Linked DNA regions of Homo sapiens: region 1 is linked to region 2. A link is an interaction called in ENCODE POLR2A ChIA-PET data of the cell type or tissue named here. Cell type or tissue: MCF 10A. All regions are shown on one strand. Each heading gives the region's core, and the rest is flanking DNA. Links, peaks and the distances in the headings are about the cores only.

What was found. Peaks named below come from ENCODE experiments on the same cell type or tissue, not always from the same donor. Only the 100,000 strongest peaks of a DNase experiment are listed, where the experiment ranks them.
Region 1: POLR2A ChIA-PET joins it to region 2 with 5 read pairs; 3 of 35 experiments call an interaction of 5 or more read pairs at or near these places.

Annotation. Positions count from the first base shown.
Region 1 is chr10:100,196,103-100,205,130 of GRCh38, forward strand. CHUK (component of inhibitor of nuclear factor kappa B kinase complex) reads right to left here. Exons shown (of 21, transcript NM_001278.5): 12 at 8,974-9,028; 13 at 8,404-8,555; 14 at 5,986-6,047; 15 at 4,569-4,678; 16 at 3,869-3,918. Among named protein-coding and RNA genes, the nearest start is that of ERLIN1, 15 kb to the left of the region's middle. In MCF 10A, for the core only: no CTCF peak of the experiment used is centred there; no DNase peak of the experiment used is centred there.
Region 2 is chr10:99,675,686-99,685,785 of GRCh38, forward strand. It overlaps ENTPD7 (ectonucleoside triphosphate diphosphohydrolase 7), which reads left to right. Exons shown (of 13, transcript NM_020354.5): 4 at 3,576-3,781; 5 at 4,040-4,190. Among named protein-coding and RNA genes, the nearest start is that of ENTPD7, 21 kb to the left of the region's middle. In MCF 10A, for the core only: a CTCF peak has its summit at 7,272; DNase peaks (open chromatin) are centred at 6,056 and 7,286.

The DNA.
Region 1 (9,028 bases), core at 1,029-9,028, 520 kb after region 2:
CCAGAAATATTGATTAAAGAAAAAGAATTGGACTTGCTCTATTTGAAATCTTAGATTTTAATATTTTACTCTAGCTACAACTTCTATCACTTAAATCACTATTTGTTAACATCTTCAACCTTTTTATCCTCTTATTCCATCAGCAAAATCCTAACCTTGGATTAATCCAACCATCTGCTCTATCAGTTCCTGTATCCAAGCTACTAAATTATCAACAAAAAATTAATATTACTGTTCACTATTTGTCACTGCTAATTCACAGGTTTTTCATTTCTGCTCTGGGTTTTTTTTTTTTTTTTTTTTAAGAAAGTCTTGCTCTGTCAACCCAGGCTGAAGTGCAGTAGTGTAATCTTGGCTCACTGCAGCCTCGACCTCCTGGGCCTCAAGCGATCCTGCTACTTCAGCCTCCTGAGTAGCTGGGACTACAGGCATACACTACCACACCCAGCTTTTTAAAAATTTTATTGATTTATTTTTTTGTAGAGACAGGGTCTCACTATGTTGCCCAGACTGGTCTCAAACTGTTGGCCTCAAACGATCCTCCTGTCTCAGCCTCCCAAAGCGCTAGTATCACAGGTATGAGCCACCTGGCCTGGATTCTTAATGAATGTTTTGGGTCAACAACATCTTCCACTGCACACAGTGGCTTTTAGAAGTCTTTAGCACTCTATTCAAATCTATGAGGTCGTCACCTCTTCCATTTCAGTTAACCTCACTTACCACTGCAGGATAAGAGGCCATAAGGCAGTAAGACCCTGATCTTCCAACCTCTACTCCCAAAAAAGTATCTGTATCCACACTCATTCTCTTTCCAATATCAATAGTATCAAGGCTAATCCCTCCTACTGTTCTTTGGAGCCAATCTCTCAACTTGTTCAGGGACCTCCCTCTCCACAGGCTTTTTTGGCCCTGAGCATATGTTCTGAGAAGTGCATCATTGGGCACTTTCGTCACTGTGTGAATACTTATACAAACCCTGATGGTACAGCCTGCTATACACTTAAGCTGTATGGTATAGCCTTTTGACAATAGGCTACATACCTGTTCAGCAAGTGACTGTACTGAATACTGTAGGCAACTGTAACACAATGGTAAGTATTTGTGCATGTAAACATAGAAAATACATAGTAAAAATACAGTAGTATAATCTTATGGGACTACCATAGTATACACAATTTGTTGTTAACCAAAACATCATCATGTGGCACCTCATGTTTAAGTCTTCCTTCTGAGAAGTGACCTCCCTTGACTCTACATCAACTTTTAGCTACTCACCCACCTCTCTTCTTTCCTGAGCAGCCAAGCTTCTGAGAATAGTCTAGATAAGCAGTTCTCAAACTTTTTGGTCTCAGGACCCCTTTACACTAGAAAATTCTTGAGAACCCCAAAGGGTTTTTCAGGAATTAAACAGAAATTTAAAAATACTCGTGTCTTAATTCATTTAAAAATAACAAACCTATTGCCCATTAACATGTTTTTATTAAAAACAAACAAAAAAACCTATATTTACGTTTTCTCTCTCTCCTATATTTAGGTTTTCTCTCTCCTGAAACTCTACACTCCAGTCATACTGCATTTCCTCAGACATGCTAAGTGCTATACATACATGTGTCTACACAGTATACTCATATCTACGAGAGCCACCTCCTTTCACTGGTTACTGCTACTTGAGATACTTGGAAGCCTGAAGTGGAAGGATCACTTGAACCCAGGGAGTCCAAGGCCAGCCTGGTCAACATAGCAAGAGCCCACCTCTAAAAACAAAAACCAAAAAACGATATTTTCTAAAACAAAAAAATTTGAGTGAGAACACTTGCACTGTTTTACATTTTTGCAAACCTTTCTGATATCACCACTAATCTCATCAGAAAAGTTTTTAAGTACTGAGAAGCTGTCATTCCAGCTGGTAAATACAAGTTTTCTAAAATTCTTTTTGCTTGAAACATGGAATTTTATCATTGACAACAAATACTGCTTTTTTCCCTTAAAGTAATAAGTGTGCTATACTTTTTATTTTCATTTAATTTCTTAGAAATTATCTCACGTATGCAAATCTGAATAATCATAGTTTGCCTGACAGTTGCTCTTCCAAGTAAAAATGGTATCTTCCCTGAAAGAGGCCAGACAACTAGCAACGTAAACAATTACTGAAGTGGTTTTCCTTAAGACAACCATCATACTTCACTGTATAGAAGAAACACTTTATGAGTACTTCCCATTTCATCACACAAAATATTAAAAACCCATACTCAAGCGTTGAGATTTAAATAAAATAATATTTTTACTGCTTTATCAAGGACATTTGTAAGTGAAACTGTCATTTTTTAAAAACTGTGACTGCATGGTGGTAAAAAATATAACGGCTACTAGCATAGTTTGGCGCTAGTGCCTTGATTCATACTAAGGTGAAAGCCATTTTATGTTGCACCATCAATGAAAATGTCAACATGGTGAAAAATGCAAATAACATCTTATTATGAAAATGGTTCTAACCTCACAGACTCTCTGACAAAGTTTCAAGGATTCTCACAGGTCCATATGCCACATTTTGAGAACTGCTGGTCAGACTAAACTGAATACATTTCAGTAAAATAAAAGCAGTATAAGAGGAGATAATGTTATTTTTTAAATGTGAAAATAGTATATGAAATACAATTTCACATGTATATTAATTTGCATGTGTTGCTATGTGTCTACAAATTTTAAAGTGTAAAAGTATATCTTTTTTTAACATGCATTTAAGTATAATGCACATTAGGGCACAGACTTTATTTCTTCTGTTACCCTTCAAAACAAATTTTTAACTAAATGATAATATCTTGCAAGTACATAATAGTTTATAGTTTTCAAAGCATTTTCACAAACATCCTCTTAAATACACTGTCACAATATACTCACTGAGTAGGAAAGCTAGGTTTCAACCCCATTTTGCAGAAGAAGGAAATGGGAAACGCAGATTTGCCTGAGGTAACGGTCAGTAAATTACTCAATCTAGAATTCAAGCCTCTGATTCCCCATCCAGTACTCTTTCCAGCAGACCTTGCTCAGTATTTAGCAGATGTTCAACTGGAATTATTTTGCCAACAAAACAAGTCATCAGTGACCAGTGCAGATGAAGGCATTATTTTCAAAGCAATCTGCTTTGGCCTAGAACAGCACAGGCCTTCCCTCTAACCATTCCATACCTGAACCCACTGCCTCAAATTCTTTCCAACCTCTATAATATTTTTTTGTTTTGTTTTGAGACAGAATCTCGCTCTGTCACCCAGGCTGGAGTGCAGTGGTGTGATCTTGGCTCACTGCAACCTCCTCTTCCCAGGTTCAAGCGATTCTCCTGCCTCATCCTCCCAAGTAGCTGGGATTACAGGCACATGCCAACATGCCCAGCTAACTTTTCTATTTTTAGTAGAGATGGGGTTTCACCATGTTGGCCAAGCTGGTTTTGAACTCCTGACCTCAGGTGATCCACCCACCTTGGCCTCCCAAAGTGCTGGGATTACAGGCATGAGCCACCACAACTGGCCCAACCTCTCTAATCTTAAGCAACACTTATTTTTTCCATCTTTCTAAACATTTTCTTGCTGCTTTTTCCTCTCTGAGTTCCTTTTTTCTGTCTTCCATTCTTTCTTTTCACGTCCCCTTCTAAAATTTTTCTACCTCACGTTCTCTGTTACTTTCTCTTTATCATCTCCTAAATTCTCACAATCTTAAAGCTTATTATACCATGTCTCAATGGCAATACCAAAACTGGAATTTATTCTGCAGCTTTAAGAAAATTTTTAACTTAAAAATATTAGATCCCCCACATTTGTTAGGCTAGTGATAGTTACCTAAAATGCCTTCAAGCACTGTGGTAGAAGTGTCTTACCTGAAGGTCTGTGTTTTAACTGCTTATATAGATCAATGGCACGCTGTTCCCTATAAAAGAGAAAACACGCTCTGATAAGTGAAGGTAATTTAATGACTTCAATAATCTACAACTTGAAACAATATTTTATTTGAATAATGAACCCATTTTAAAGCAAGTTCATATTGCCAACAAGTATTTCACAGAGCATTGTATTGAGTAATAAGAACTATACAAGTTCTTAAAATGCAAAGTTTAATATAGTTCATATCTATTCTGATCTATCATGGGGACATCTCTGCACCACAGACACTTAAAAAGACAAAAATTATGACCTATAATTCGAGAAAATATCTGAAGTTTTTAATCCAGAACTTTAATTCAGAAAAAATTTCAAGTTTTAGGGCATTTAAGAGTCAATACCTTGGACCAGAGGTATAATGAGTAGGGAAATAGTTTGTAACTTAGTTATACTTGGAAAATTCTTAACACTCCTATGAAATAAATGCTTTTATTAAAAACCAAAAAAGGCCAACCCAAAGAATTATTTCCGAAGTTTCCTGTGACTGAGAAAAAGCTTCCATTTTAAATATAATGCCAATATATTTGGGGAAAGGAAAACTATAGAAAAGAACCACTAGAGGTTTAATTTGCCAGATGTAAGCAGAAAGAATACAAAATATTACAGATGTCAAGACCAACAACACAAGTGCATCCTTACAGAGATTCCATCAAGTCTCCCTGACGTCTTCCATAGGGGCTCTTCTGTAGCTCCATGATTTCAGCATGCAAAGACATAATCTGATCCTCCAGGTATCCAATGACACCAACCTAAAATATGATGAAAATACAAAGGAAATGAAAGGCTTACCACTACATCATAGGAAACAAAATTCAGATCTTAAGGATACAGAATGACTTGCTGCTTCATTAGAGAACTAAATAATATAATACGAAACACTGATTTTGTTAAAGCCTTTCTATTCTTCAGATTCTGACACTTAATCTTTCACATAAGAACATACTTAGTCTTAGTCTTCTCTCTTTTCTCTCCTGACAACAGTAAACTACTAGTATTTGCTTTTACCTCCGGAGAAGCAAAAAGCTACAACAGGTATCAACTAACAAGAAAGAAAAAGGACCACCAAAACCATTGGTATTACTTGTATCTTGGCTCTATGATTTTGACTGCCCCCTGGTCCCCACTACCTTGAATAGGGACACAAAAAGATAAAGAACTTGGATTTCCCACCCCAGGACACCATGGGTATCCCCACCCACATCCTCAGGGTAAGTACTGACATTAAGGAGTGTAATAACTTAGGACCGTGGACAAATGTACAGGATAAGGGGAAAAAATCTGCCACCTAGAGAATGAGCTATACCTAGGGACACCATATAATTTATTGTCCAAACCGGCATAATTTTGAGAGTGAAAGGGACTACTACTGATAATTATGGCAAGACATTAAGTATAAACTGGGACAGTCCCAGGTAAACCAGGATGTGCAGCCATCCTATCTAAACCAGTCACAAAAATAATAGTGACAACTACCATTACTGACTCCCATTTAATCTTCATAACCCTACTAGAAAAGAAATTGTCCCTATAATATGGAAACTAGCTGGATGTGGTGGCTCATGCCTATAATCCCAGCTCTATGGGAGGCTGAGGTGGGAGGATTGCTTAAGCCCAGGAGTTTGATACAAGCCTGGACAACATAGTGAGACCCCGTCTCTACAAAAAATGTAAAAGTTAGCCAGGCATGGTGGTGCACCTCTTGTCCCAGCTACACAGGAGGCTAAGATGGGAGGACTGCTTGAGCCTGGGAAGTCGAGGCTGCAGTGAGCTTTGATCATGCCACTACACTCCAACCTGGGCAACAGAGTGAGACCCTGTTTCAAAAAATAAATAAATAAAGGAAACTGAAGCTCAGTGAGGCACTAGGTAATTTTCCCAAAGCCCTTGTTTTTAATCACTATGATACATCCCTCTTTATATACAAAGCATCTACTAGAATTTTGTCTGAATTTCAGGAATGACATGAAAAATGCTCTTTATATATCAAAACCAAAGATAGTTTCTAATGGAGACATCAAGAATTAATAAGTATACAGAATGACGTCAATGATTTTACCTCAGCATAGTGGATGGCCTTTTCTTCCATTTCTTTCCATGCTTTTAGCATTTTTTCTGAAGCTAAAAGAAAAGTCTAAATTGGTTATCTCAGAAATAGCCATATCTTTAATTACTGGCTGCCTGCCTCCTTGCCATATCAACATCAAAGATGTGTTATGAGTTGAATTGTGGTCCCCCAAAAGATATGTGGAATTCCTAACCCCTAATACCTCAGAATGTGACCTATTTGGAAATAAGGTCATTACAGAAGTAATCAGATAAATTAATACTCATACTGGAATGGTCTGGGCCCTTAGTCCAGTACGACCAGTGTACTTAGAAGAGACACAGGATACAGATACACAGGGGAGAATGCTCTGTGACAATGGAGACAGATTGAGGTGCTGCAGCTGTAAGCCAAGGAATGCCAATGATGGCTAGCAGACCATAAGAAGCTAGAGAGAAACAAGGAAAGATTCTTCTCTACAGATTTCAGAGAAAACATGGCCCTGCCAACACCTCAATTTTGGACTTTTAGCCTCCAGGGCTGTGAGACAGTAAGTTTCCATTGCTTAAGCCACTCAGTTTATGGGATTTTGTTATGGAACCCTTAGGAAATGAATACAGATGACTTTTTTCTTAAAAATATATATATTTATACCAGTGTGCAGATGGGTGGATAAAGGAAAAAACAACAAAAAAAATTTTTTTTTGAGGTAGAGTCTCACTCTGTCACCCAGGCTGGAGTGCAGTGGCATGATCTCAGCTCACCGCAACCTCTATCTCCAGGGCTCAAGCGATCCTCCCACCTTAGCCTCCTGAATAGCTGAGGTGTGCACCACCATGCCCGGCTAATTTTTACATTTTTTGTAGAGATGGCGTTCTACCCCATGTTGCCCAGGTTAGTCTTGAATTCCTGAGCTCAAGGGATCCACCTGCTTTGGCCTCCCAAAGTGTTGGGATTACAGGCGTGAGTCACCACCTGGCCAGAAAAGAAATTTAATACTTGAATATGATTTTTAAAAATTAAATACTATAAAAGGATATAAACAGAAAAGACTCTCTCTTCTACCCCTCTACCATCCACCTCAAGGGACCTTACTATGATTATCTGTTACATAGACACATAGCCTGCTCCCTCACAAGTGAAAACATCTGTATACTCTTTATTTTTTCCCACAATTTAAAACTGTCAACTAAAGACTTAGGTGATCTTTTAATAAAAGCACATATAGATCTACCTCATTTTTCTTTAACAATTGTATAATAAGCCTTTGACAAGTCTAAGATATTTTAATGAAATAATTATAATGTTTTATCACTCACCAGAATGTCAATAATATACAAATAGAAATAAAATATCAATAATATATAAATAGAAATAAAATATCAATAATATTAATAAAACCAGTTCTGGAGAGTAAATTCATTCACCCAACTGGACACTATTGATTGTTTACTCTGAGATACACAGAGTTTGCTCAGGACAAGTATATGTTTTTAGGAAACAAGTATTTGTTTCCTAAAAAGGATTTGTTTTATAAAAGAAAACAGAAATGCTGGTAGTATGACTCCTTCAATTTACTCATATTTTAACTCTGTTTTTTTACACTTCCTTAGTACATCTGAAGGAGATAAGCTTGGAGTCAAATATGGAAAATTTGGAGACTGTGTACACTAAAAAATAGTAGGACTCCACAGTAGATGGTTTGAAAAAAACATAGCCTTAGAATATTTGTGTCATTATTTACAGAAAAGTAAGCAGTTTAAGACTCCCCTGGTTGTCTTAGTCCATTTGGACTACTATAACAAAATACCATAGACTAAGTGCCATAAAAACAACAGAAATTTATTTCTTATAGTTCTGGAGGCTGGGAAGTCCAAGAACAAGGCAGATTTGAGGGCCTGCTTTCTGGTTCCTAGATGACCATCTTCTTGCTCTGTCCTCACATGCAGAAGGGATGAGGGATCTCATTCAGGTCTCTTTTGTAAGAGCATTAATCCCAAACAGGAAGGCTCTACTCTCATGACCTAATCACTTCCCAAAGGCTCCACCTACCAACACCTTCACCTTCAGGGTCAGAATTTCAACATATGTATTTTGGGGGGGATACATTCAGTCCACAGCACTGGCTAAGAAGTCCAGATTTTGTATTTATTTTAAAATCAGGTTTGAAATTCAAGATTATTAAATCGCACCTGTATTTTTTTAGAGCTAAATAATTTTAGCCCAATTGTGAAGCTAAATTGCTCAACTAAGCAAATTTAAAAAAAGAGGTAACATTCAAAACAAACATGGTTTATGTTAATTTAAGTTGTCCTGTCTCTTGTTCTAATGTGAAGGTAAGTAAAACAACTGGCTGAGTTAAGAAGGCAAAATAACAGATGGCTTCAAGAAACCAGATGCTCCTTTCAAATACATTACACAGACACTTACATATCCCATACGTCATCTGCTCGCTGTATCTCTCCAAGTCAAGCTGAATGCTTTTGTGAAAAAACTCCAATTTAGCTTTCAGTTGTTGTGATGCTGAGATCAAAGTGTTCTTCATTTTTGTTAAGTTAGCATTATATCTAAGAAGACTTAACCTAAACCACAGCAAGAAAAAAAAGAAAAAGAAAAAAGATATTATCAGCATTCAGAAACATTGAACAATAATGTAAAAACATAAACTGCCACAAGGCCAAAGCCTAAGTTTCTATTATCAATCTATGAGAAATAACTGAGCTCTAGAATCTGATCTCTAAAGACTTCCTGCCTATAATATTTTGTGATAAACAATCTTTTTATACTAGGACCGTATGGGAATTATTACCCTCAAGCCATTACAATAGAATGGTCTCAGTCCATTAGTAAGAATTCTACAAGTTTATCAGAACATTACACTTCAAATTGGCCCAGTATGTTACTATTACATGCAATATTGATTAGTGAAAACCGGCAAGATTAATTCTTGAGTATATGATGCACATTGCATTGTGCTTATAAACAACAGAATCCACTTACATTGCTGCCCTTTGTCCCTGAAAGAGCCTGCTATAGTCTTCTTTTAGTCCAGACA
Region 2 (10,100 bases), core at 1,072-9,071:
TCCCAGGTTCAAGTGATTCTCCTGCCTCAGCCTCCCGAGTAGCTGGGACTACAGGCGCCCGCCACCACGCCTGGCTCATTTTTTGTATTTTTAGTAGAGACGGGGTTTCACCATGTTAGCCAGGATGGTCTTTACCTCCTGACCTCATGATCCACCCACCTCGGCCTCCCAAAGTGCTGCGATTACAGGCATGAGCCACTGCGCCCAATCGTGACTAATCTTTAAGAAACGCTACTTGTTGAGTTTTAGTATAGTATCAAAGAAGAGTATTCAGAATGATCTGAAAGGGCTGTTTAATACTCCTCCTGTTTCCAACAGTGTGTCTGTGTGAGGCTAGATTTTCACACAAATGCTTCAATTTGTGTGAAAATTGAAAATTGAAATTTTTCAGTATTGTTTTGATATATTGTAACAGATTGAATACGGAAGTAAATGCGAGAATCTAGGGTCTTCTGTTAGTTTGGCTACTAAAGATATTTGCAAAATTATAAAACAATGCCACTCTTCTATTTTTTTGTTTTAGGAGATATGCTTATTTTTATAAAAATATATTTATATGTAATGAGTTTATTTTATTTAAATGAAATACTTAACATTTTTATGTTTTATTTTCTAATATAGTAAATATAGATAGATACAACCTATGTCTATGAAAGCTCTTTGGGGTTCAATAAGTTTTAAGATTATAAAGGAGTCCTAAGGCCCCCAAATTTGAGAACCAGCGCACTAGAGAAAAGTTATTCATTATGCAGAAGGGGATGGGATCCAGAATCTTGCAAGAGACAAGCAGAGTGGGTGGTTTTCAGAGAAGGGAAGCAGGAAGATTCTGTGAAGCATGTGAAATAGAAAGATTGCTATGATTGGAAATGAAAAGTCACTTTGGAATGGGGGTGGATTATCTTGCCTATTTCTTTTTTATCTTTGGCCTTTTGTGAGGTCAGTATTTGCAAGAGTTCTGTGACTTGAACCCAGACTTTTGCCCAGCTCTCATATGATAGAAGTGAGCTGTTGCTAGTTGATTGGTGGATTCTAGCCCAGTTCAGCCCAGTGATTTGATTTATGGGAAGATATGTGGTGAAATGGAATCTTTAGCATTAGAAACTTTCTGTTATGTAACAGATTTTTACCATCTGCTTCATTTCCCTCAACTCACTACCATTTCAGATCCAGAAAAAAAGTTCTACCTACCCCTACTCTCAGTAATAATTTACATTATATTGAAGCTCAGTTCCCTGTTCTCTTTTTTAAAAAAATGCATTTTGCATTGTAATATAGGAAAGGTACTCTACTTTTTTATTTCAGAATTATTTCTACATGCACTTCTTTTTATCAAGTTTGCTTTTCTGCCCAAATAAGGAATAGTGTGGTTTTGTCTAACGATGTGAAATCACCAATAAACACTGGCTAGATTGGTTTCAGGAGCGTGATGCGTGGTTTGTTGTTCTGATTGGGGGTGGTTTTATTGTGAAGCTAATGATCCCTATACCTTAAAGCCCCTCACTTACATGGGCTTTTTTTCTATTTGTAATGCTGAATCTTGTTTTTAAAAGAAGGCTTTCCAAATTCTGTTAGCTTCAGACATCACAAAAGCTGGTTCTGAGGGGTTCTGTGTAAGAGCCTTGGAGATCTAGGAGTTGGCTTTAAAGACAATGTTGGATGAGCAGGGCAGATAGCTTTTTTTTTTTTTTTTTTTTTTTGAGATGGAGTCTCGCTCTGTCACCCAGGCTAGAGTGCAGTGGCACGATCTCAGCTCACCGAAACCTCCGCCTCCCAGGTTCAAGCGATTCTCCTGCCTCAGCCTCCTGAGTAGCTGGGATTACAGGCTCCCACCACCATGCCTGGCTAATTTTTGTATTTTTAGTAGAAATGGGGTTTCACCATGTTGGCCAGGCTGGTCTCGAATTCCTGATCTCAGGTGATCTGCCCACCTCAGCCTCCCAAAGTGCTGGCATAACAGGCGTGAGCCACTGCGCCCAGCCAAGTGCTCAGAAGTATTTTAATCAACTCTTAGTCTTCTTTATTTTCTGAACTTTTAAGCCTTTTTCCTCAGAGTCTTCTACTATTTACTTTCCCAATGATTATTCTGTTAACAGCGGCAGCACAGTTCTGCTATGTGTATGATCTCTGTGAGTGTAGATACCCTTCACTCTCCTTGTTTTACAGATGAGGAAACAGTCTGAGAGAAGTTTATTAACTTGCCTAAGGTCACACAGCATAGAAAGCAATAGAGCTGAGATTCAAACCTTGCTATGTTTCATGGAACACCTTTACTTGTTTCATCTTCCTGATGTCAGCCAGCCAGATATCTTGGAATGAGAATCTGAAAAAATTCCAACACAAAATACTAATGTCCTAGGGGCCAAGAATTATTATTATTATTTTTTAAAAATATAATTTATTTTTTAAACTTGGTGGTAGGTACACAGGCATTTGTTTTATTGTTATTCTTTATACCCTATACATATTTTATTATCATTCTTTTTATGTTTATAAAATATTTAGGCCAGGCGCGGTGGCTCACGTCTGTAATCCCAGCACTTTGGGAGGCTGAGGCAGGCGGATCACGAGGTCAGGAGATCGAGACCATCCTGGCTAACACGGTGAAACCCCGTCTCTACTAAAAATACAAAAAATTAGCCAGGCGTGGTGGCGGGTGCCTGTAGTCCCAGCTACTTGGGAGGCTGAGGCAGGAGAATGGCATGAACCTGGGAGGCGAAGCGTGCAGTGAGCTGAGATCATGCCACTGCACTCTAGCCTAGGAGACAGAGCGAGACTCCATCTCAAAAAAAGAAAAAAGAAAAAAAAAGATATATGTATATATATAAAATATTGTAGAAAAGAATAATTATTGTTTTTATGAATTACATTTTTAATGCAATTCTAGCAATATAAATACAAAACAAAAAGCAAAACCAAAAAGCCCAATCAAAAATATCACCACCCAGGCGAGGTGCAGTGGCTCATGCCTGTAATCCCAGCACTTTGGGAGGCTGAGGCAGGAGAATTGGTTGAATTTGGGAGGCAGAGGTTGCAGTGAGCTGAGATCGTGCCACTGCGCTCCAGTCTGGGTGACAGAATAAGACTCCGTCTCAAAAAAAAAAAAAAATCACCTCCCAGAAACTCATTAAATGAGAAATCATTCCACAATATTCTGGATGCATCTATACAGAAAGATAGAAAAGAAGTGATTAAGATTGTCTCAGTTATCTAGTGTGCGTTAACAAGCTACCCCAAAACTTAATAGCATATAACAAAAAACCAATTATTTATTCAGGGCTACAAGCTCTAATGCTTGAAAAAAGATTGCTACCTTAGCCAGTTTCAGAGCTGCCCCCACACGTGGGGACATCTTTTAGTCATCTAATTTCAGTGGCTTCTAGGCAAGTGAACCAGCTATTGTCTCAAGCACATCAGTAAATCTGTCAATATTGCTTCACTCATTGGTTAGGACTGGTAGTCCCATGTGCTTAGCACATGTAGGCACTTAATGAAGATTCATGAACAAATGAAGTAAGTGAGGGCGCCTTTCATGGACCTGACTGCTTAGCACTGATTTCTCTTTTTGCCTGACTTAGGTATTTGGCTCGAGTAGGGGAGCTTGAAGCTACTGACACTGAAGACCCAAATCTGAATTATGGACTTGTTGTTGACTGTGGCAGCAGTGGTTCCCGGATTTTTGTTTATTTCTGGCCAAGACATAATGGGAACCCCCATGACTTGCTGGACATCAAACAGATGAGAGACCGCAACAGCCAACCAGTGGTTAAAAAAATCAAGCCAGGTACTAATCAGAATATATTTTGTTGTCAGTCTCTTTTAAGGCATGAAAGAGGAGACAAAAGAAGCAGAAAGCAAGCTACCCCTTTCTTCTTGAGAGTCTGGGTAATGGGAGGGATATCTCTTTCATTGTCACCCCCTACCTCTCAAATAAATAAATGTTTAGGACCTTGAGGAGAACTTTATAGGGTATCAGTTTCCTGAGTCTTATGTGAGCCGCTTTTTAAAGAAAGTTTTGTCTGTTTGTTTGTTTTAACTTAAGGAATCTCTGCAATGGCAGACACTCCAGAACATGCCAGTGATTACCTTCGTCCTCTGCTGAGCTTTGCTGCTGCTCATGTGCCTGTGAAGAAGCACAAGGAGACCCCTCTTTACATCCTCTGCACAGCAGGCATGAGGCTTCTCCCTGAGAGGTGAGATGCAGGGTACAGGAAACACAGGAAAACGGTGGCACAAGAGATGAAAGGCCAGTTTCATGCACTGTCCTCTGTGGTTCCCTGGTCTATACCCCTAAACCCAATTATGACACAATCATTCATTCCCAACTTCTTGTCATTTGCTGCTTTGGGATCAGTATCTATCTGGGATGACTATAGTGATTCTTAGTTTGGATTGAGGGTTGGGAGTAGTGGTGATGGTAATAGATTTGGATCATCGGGCACATAGAGAACATAATTACAGAATAAATTAGGAAGAGGGTCACCTGATGACCTGGATACTTAGGGACTAGTCAGAGAGCTCTGGTAGGAACACTACCTTTTCTGTAACTCTGCCTAGAACCCTGGCAATAACTGGGGGAGTCCCTCTTCTTGCTGCTACTGCAAAGCTCAGTCTCCATTGCCTTAGGCCTGTTTTCTCAGCCCCAGCCAGTCACATCATTTCCACTTGACCTTTGCAATTCAGCCTGACACCTTGCCACCTGATCCCTCTTCCTGCATTAGAGGAAGAGGAAGAGAAGGCTGTATTTAGGCCAGACTCCTTGTTTGTGATTTCTCTCCTTTGGTACCACCTTGATCCGTCCATACTTACGTAGGCCGGGGGAAGAATGAGCTCCCTGACTTTTTTTTTAATGATTTTTATTTTATTGTGGTAAGCATACAACATGAGAGCTACCCTCTAACCAGATTTTTTTCTTTTTTTTTAGAGACAGGGTCTGCTCTGTTGCCCAGGCTGGAGGGCAGTGGTGTGATCACAGCTCACTTCAACCTCTGCCCCCCAGGCCCAAGTGATCCTCCCACCTCAGCCTCCTAAGTAGCTGGGACTACAGGTGGGCACCATCACACCCAGCTAATTTTTGTGGAGCCAGGTTTCACCATGTTGCCCAGGCTGGTTTAGAACTCCTGGGCTCAAGTGATCCGCTTGCCTCAGCCTCCCAGAGCGCTGGGATTTCAAGCGTCAGCTACCATGTCTGGCCCAACAAATTTTTAAGTATACAATACGTTATTGTTGACTGTGTGTACAGTGTTGTACAGTGGATCTTCAGTGCTTATTCATCTTGCTTAACTGAAATTTTGTGCCTATTTATTTCCCTTAGCATATTGTCGTTAGTGTTCATCCACCTTGTCACATATTGCAGAATGCCCTTTTTTATTTAAAAAAGTCTAAATAGTATTCCACTGTGTGTATGTACCATGTTTTCTTTACATATTCATCTGTCAGTGAACATTTAGGTTGTTTCCACATCTTGGTTATTGTAAATAATGCTTCAGTGAACATGGGAGGGCTCATATCTCTTTGAGATCCTGATTTTAAATCTTTGGAATAATTAGCCAGAAGTAGGATTGCTGGATCATATGACAGTTTGATTATTTATTTATTTATTTATTTATTTACTGAGACAGGGTCTCGCTCTGTTGCCCAAGCTGGAGTGCAATGGCATGATCTCGGCTCACTGCAACTTCCACCTCACAGGCTCAGGTGATTCTCCCACCTCAGCCTCCCAAGTATCTGGGACCACAGGCATGTGCCACCATGCCTGGCTAATTTTTTGTATTTTTTTTTGTAGAGATGGGGTCTTGCCATGTTGCTCAGGCTGTTCTTGAAGTCCTGGGCTCAAGCAGTCTGCACGTCTTGGCCTCCCAAAGTGCTGAATTACAGGCGTGAGCCACCGTACCCGGCCTATATTTTTAATTTTTTGAGGAACCTCCATACTGTTTTGCAGAGCTGCTGCACCATTTTATATTCCCACCAGCAGTATGCAGAGTTTCCAATTTCTCCACAGCCCTGCCAACACTTGTTGTCTTTTGTTTTTTGGATAACAGCCATCCTGACAAGTGTGAGGTGATATGTCATCGGGGTTTTGATTTGCATTTCCCTGATGACTAGGGATGTTGAGCAACTTTTCATATGCCTGTTGGCCATTTCTGTGAATGGAGAAATGTCTATTCAAGTCTTTAGCCCATTTTTACATTGGGTTAATAGGATTTTTGCTGTTGAGTTGTAGGAGTTTCTAAAATATTTTAAAGATAAACCCCTTACCAAGGTATAGTTCGCAAATATTTTTTCCCATTCTGTAGCTTGCCTTTTTACTCTGTTAATTTTTTCCTTTACTGTACAGAAATTTTTAGTTTGATATAGTCTTACTTGTTTATTTTTGGTTGCCTGTGCCTTTTGGTGTCATATCAATGAGACCATTGCCAACCTTAACTTTAGAATTCATCCTCCTGGAATGTTCATGGTCTCATAGGCATCAGGTATTTCCTTATTAGCTTAAATATTTTCCTTTGGTCAACAGCAGTTTTTTTTTTTTTTTACAACGTTTAAATTTTATAGTTGGCTTTCTTTCCTTAAATCAACAGCAAACAACAAAAACCTCAGCCATACATGTAGGGCTCCAAGGCTTATGTCAGACATGTAGACAACATAACATATAGCAGCAATGCTTCTTTCAGTGGACTTTTTTTCACAGTTACTGGTTTACTGACTGGTTTACTGTTGAGAAGCAGATTATTTATATAGCCATTTGTCAACATGAGAGGTTTTTTAGTTCCTTATTGCCCCATACATTTCAGTCTTTAAAAAATTTTTTGTTTTGTTTTTACTTATCTTTAAAACCAAACTTTAAATATTGTAACTGCAGCCTTAACTCCTTAAGGGAAATCTTAAAAATGAACAAAACAATACAATACAACTTACAACCCTGCTACCCTATCAAAACTGTTTCGTTTTGTTGTATTCCCTCCTTTCTGTTCACATATATGTAATTTCCACAAAGTTGCAATCATACTGTGCATGCAATTAAGAATTTTTATTTGACATAGGTGATATTCATATTGTTCAAAAATTTTAGAAACCCTGGGAAGAATATAGATGACACAAGAGCAGGTGCCACATCACAAAGTCTATAAAAGGCCAAGGAAAGGGGAGGGAGGCCAGAGAAAAAGCTGACCTGGAGGTTAAAAAGGCAGAATTGACCAGCTGAGCTGGGCAGAGGAACCCACTTGGTAGTTTGGCTACCTTTAGTGTGTTTGGAGGAAAGGAGATTGTTGCCTCACCTCCTGGCACTGTTCGGTATTACCTCTGTCAAAGAAGTTTCCATCCAAACAAAACCCACTGTGTAGCTCCACCCTTTTTGTCTAAGATGTTAGTTGTCAATGTGGAAACTCTGAATATTAATATTTATTGTATCTAAAGAATTTTTAAAGAAATTTGCCTTTTTTTTTTCTCTTTCAACTTGTTTTCTGGTCACCTCTCTAAATAATGCATACATCTGTTCTAGGCTTATAAAATCATTGCTGCCTCTAAGTCCAAGCGAGTTGTTGGCATAAATGTGACTATCAGTATAAGAACCTGTTTTGTATGATTAAAGGTTTGCTAATTTATTAGCATTTGTAAGCAGATTCAAAATAGGGTTGAACCATTTAGACTATATTTTGAATTTATTAGCATTTGGTTTTATTTCTTTGCCAAAGGCCTGGACTAACAGAATTTTTTCTACCTCCCTTTTATTTTGCAGTTAAAAAAAATCCCTTAAAAATTACACCATAATACAAGGTGGTGTTTAATAAAATAATAATTTTTATTTTAGGAAATTTCACTTGTGTATAAAAGTAAAGAGAACAGTGCAGTAAATCCCCATTTACCCACTACCCAGCTTTAACAATTATCAACATTTCGCCATTTTAAAAGCATTTTAAATAAATAAACAATATTGAATTTTAGAAGATGAAAGCTTTATCCTGTCACTATGTATACATGAAGAATGATTTGGGTTTTTGTTTTTTTAGCATAAATGGAATCACATTATACATACTGTTTTGTAAAATGTATTGGACATCTCTTATCTTTTCATGTCTATACATGTAGATATAAGTAGACTTCATTTCTTTTAACATCTGTATAGTATTACATTGCATGGCTGTGCCATAAGTTATTTAACCAATCCCTATGGTATGGTATTTCCAGTTTTTCATTGTTATAAATAATTTTCATTGTTATAAATAATGCTGCAGTATTTCTCTTCTTTATTTTATTGTTTGATGATTTCCTTGGAATTAATTTCTAAAAGTATAACAGCTGGATCAAAGGTTAAACACATTGAAACATTTTGAAGCATGGTCCTGGATTGCCCTTTAGAAAGGTTGTACTAGTAATTTATTTATTTATTTATTGGAGATGGAGTCTCCCTCTATCGCCCAGGCTGGAGTGCAGTGGCATGATCTCGGCTCACTGCAACCTCCACCTCCCGGGTTCAAGCGATTCTCCTGCCTCAGCCTCCCGAGTGGGATTACAGGTGTCTGTCACCATGCCTGGCTAATTTTTGTATTTTTGGTAGAGATGGGGTTTCACCATATTGGCCAGACTGGTCTCAAACTCCTGACCTCAGGTTATCCATGTGCCTCACCCTCCCAAAGTGCTGGGATTATAGGCATGAGCCACTGCACCCAGCCTGTACTAGTAATTTGCATAACTAACAGCAACATATGTTGTTGCCCATTCTTCCATATCATTGCCAAAACCAACGAACCCTCTCTTTGAGGAGTTTAGAAGCATATCCAATAGGGACAGAAGAATACCCCTTCTTGGTCCCCATTTGAAATTCTTATTGCAAGAATTTAATATGTATAACAATGAACTTTTTTTAAGAAACTATACTTGACATTATACTGGAAGATTATTACTTCAAATATAGATCTTCACTTTGAAGTGCTAACAACATTCTTCATCAAGTAGTACTGACAACTGTCTGAGCCAGCAGAATATTTTTGTATTGAATATTTTTTAATCCAAGATAACTTGTCTTATTTTAACTAACATTTTCTCTAGATGCATATTATTACTTCTAGCTTTGTTTCTTTGCTTTCCTTTGCTTGATAATATTGATTACATGCTTAAAATGTTAGAGGAAAGACAACCCTATAGATACAAAGTTTCAAGTGTTTTCCCCAAATTGGAAATGTTGTTATGTCCTCTGGATTTTGATCCTGATCTAGGGTTTTCAAATGGTAAGATTTTCACAATGAAAAAAAAATCAACCCTTGAAATATGGAAAAGGAGATTAAAAAGTTAATTGTGGCTGGGCAAGGTGACTCACACCTGTAATCCCAGCACTTTGGGAGGCCGAGGCAGGTGAATCACCTGAGGTCAGGAGTTCGAGACCAGCCTGACTAACATGGTGCAACCCCGTCTCTACTAAAAATACAAAATTAGCCGGGTGTGGTGATCCATGCCTGTAATCCCAGCTACTTGGGAGGCTGAGGCAGGAGAATCACTTGAACCTGGGAGGCAGAGGTTGCAGTGAGCCGAGATCATGCCATTGCACTCCAGCCTGGGCAACAAGAGTGAAACTCCGTCTCAAAAAAAAGTTAATTGTTAGCTTATGTAAAGGATTACATTAAAACTTGTGGAACCAACAGTACATCTTGTGTGGTAATGTGAAGCATTGTTTCTATGTTGTGTAAGATTTGAGGATGAGATTGTGTTCCTTAATTTAACATCTTTGTTTTACAGTAGTGAGGAATAATGTAATTACATCAATTTTATAGTTTATGCAACTTGGCTGCAGTTTCCTGTGGCTTGTTTGTACTCAGCCTGTGAGAGTCATAGAACCGTAGTCTCATAGCCTCATCTTTTAACACTCTTTGAATAATAACATCATATAAGGGGAAAGTATTACTATTACCATGTTGCCTTTTAGGTAGGAGGCTATACCTGGAGGCAGTTTAAACTTTTAAAATCAAAGGCGGTACCAAAAAGAAGCAGGGCTGGACAAGTAGATGAGGTAGGTGAACAGTGAGGTCATGACAAGGCTAAGTAGAAGGACAAGTTGAGGCAGTTTATGAGAAGAGAGTTTAGTGACTAACTTTGGGATTTTTTGTTCTTTC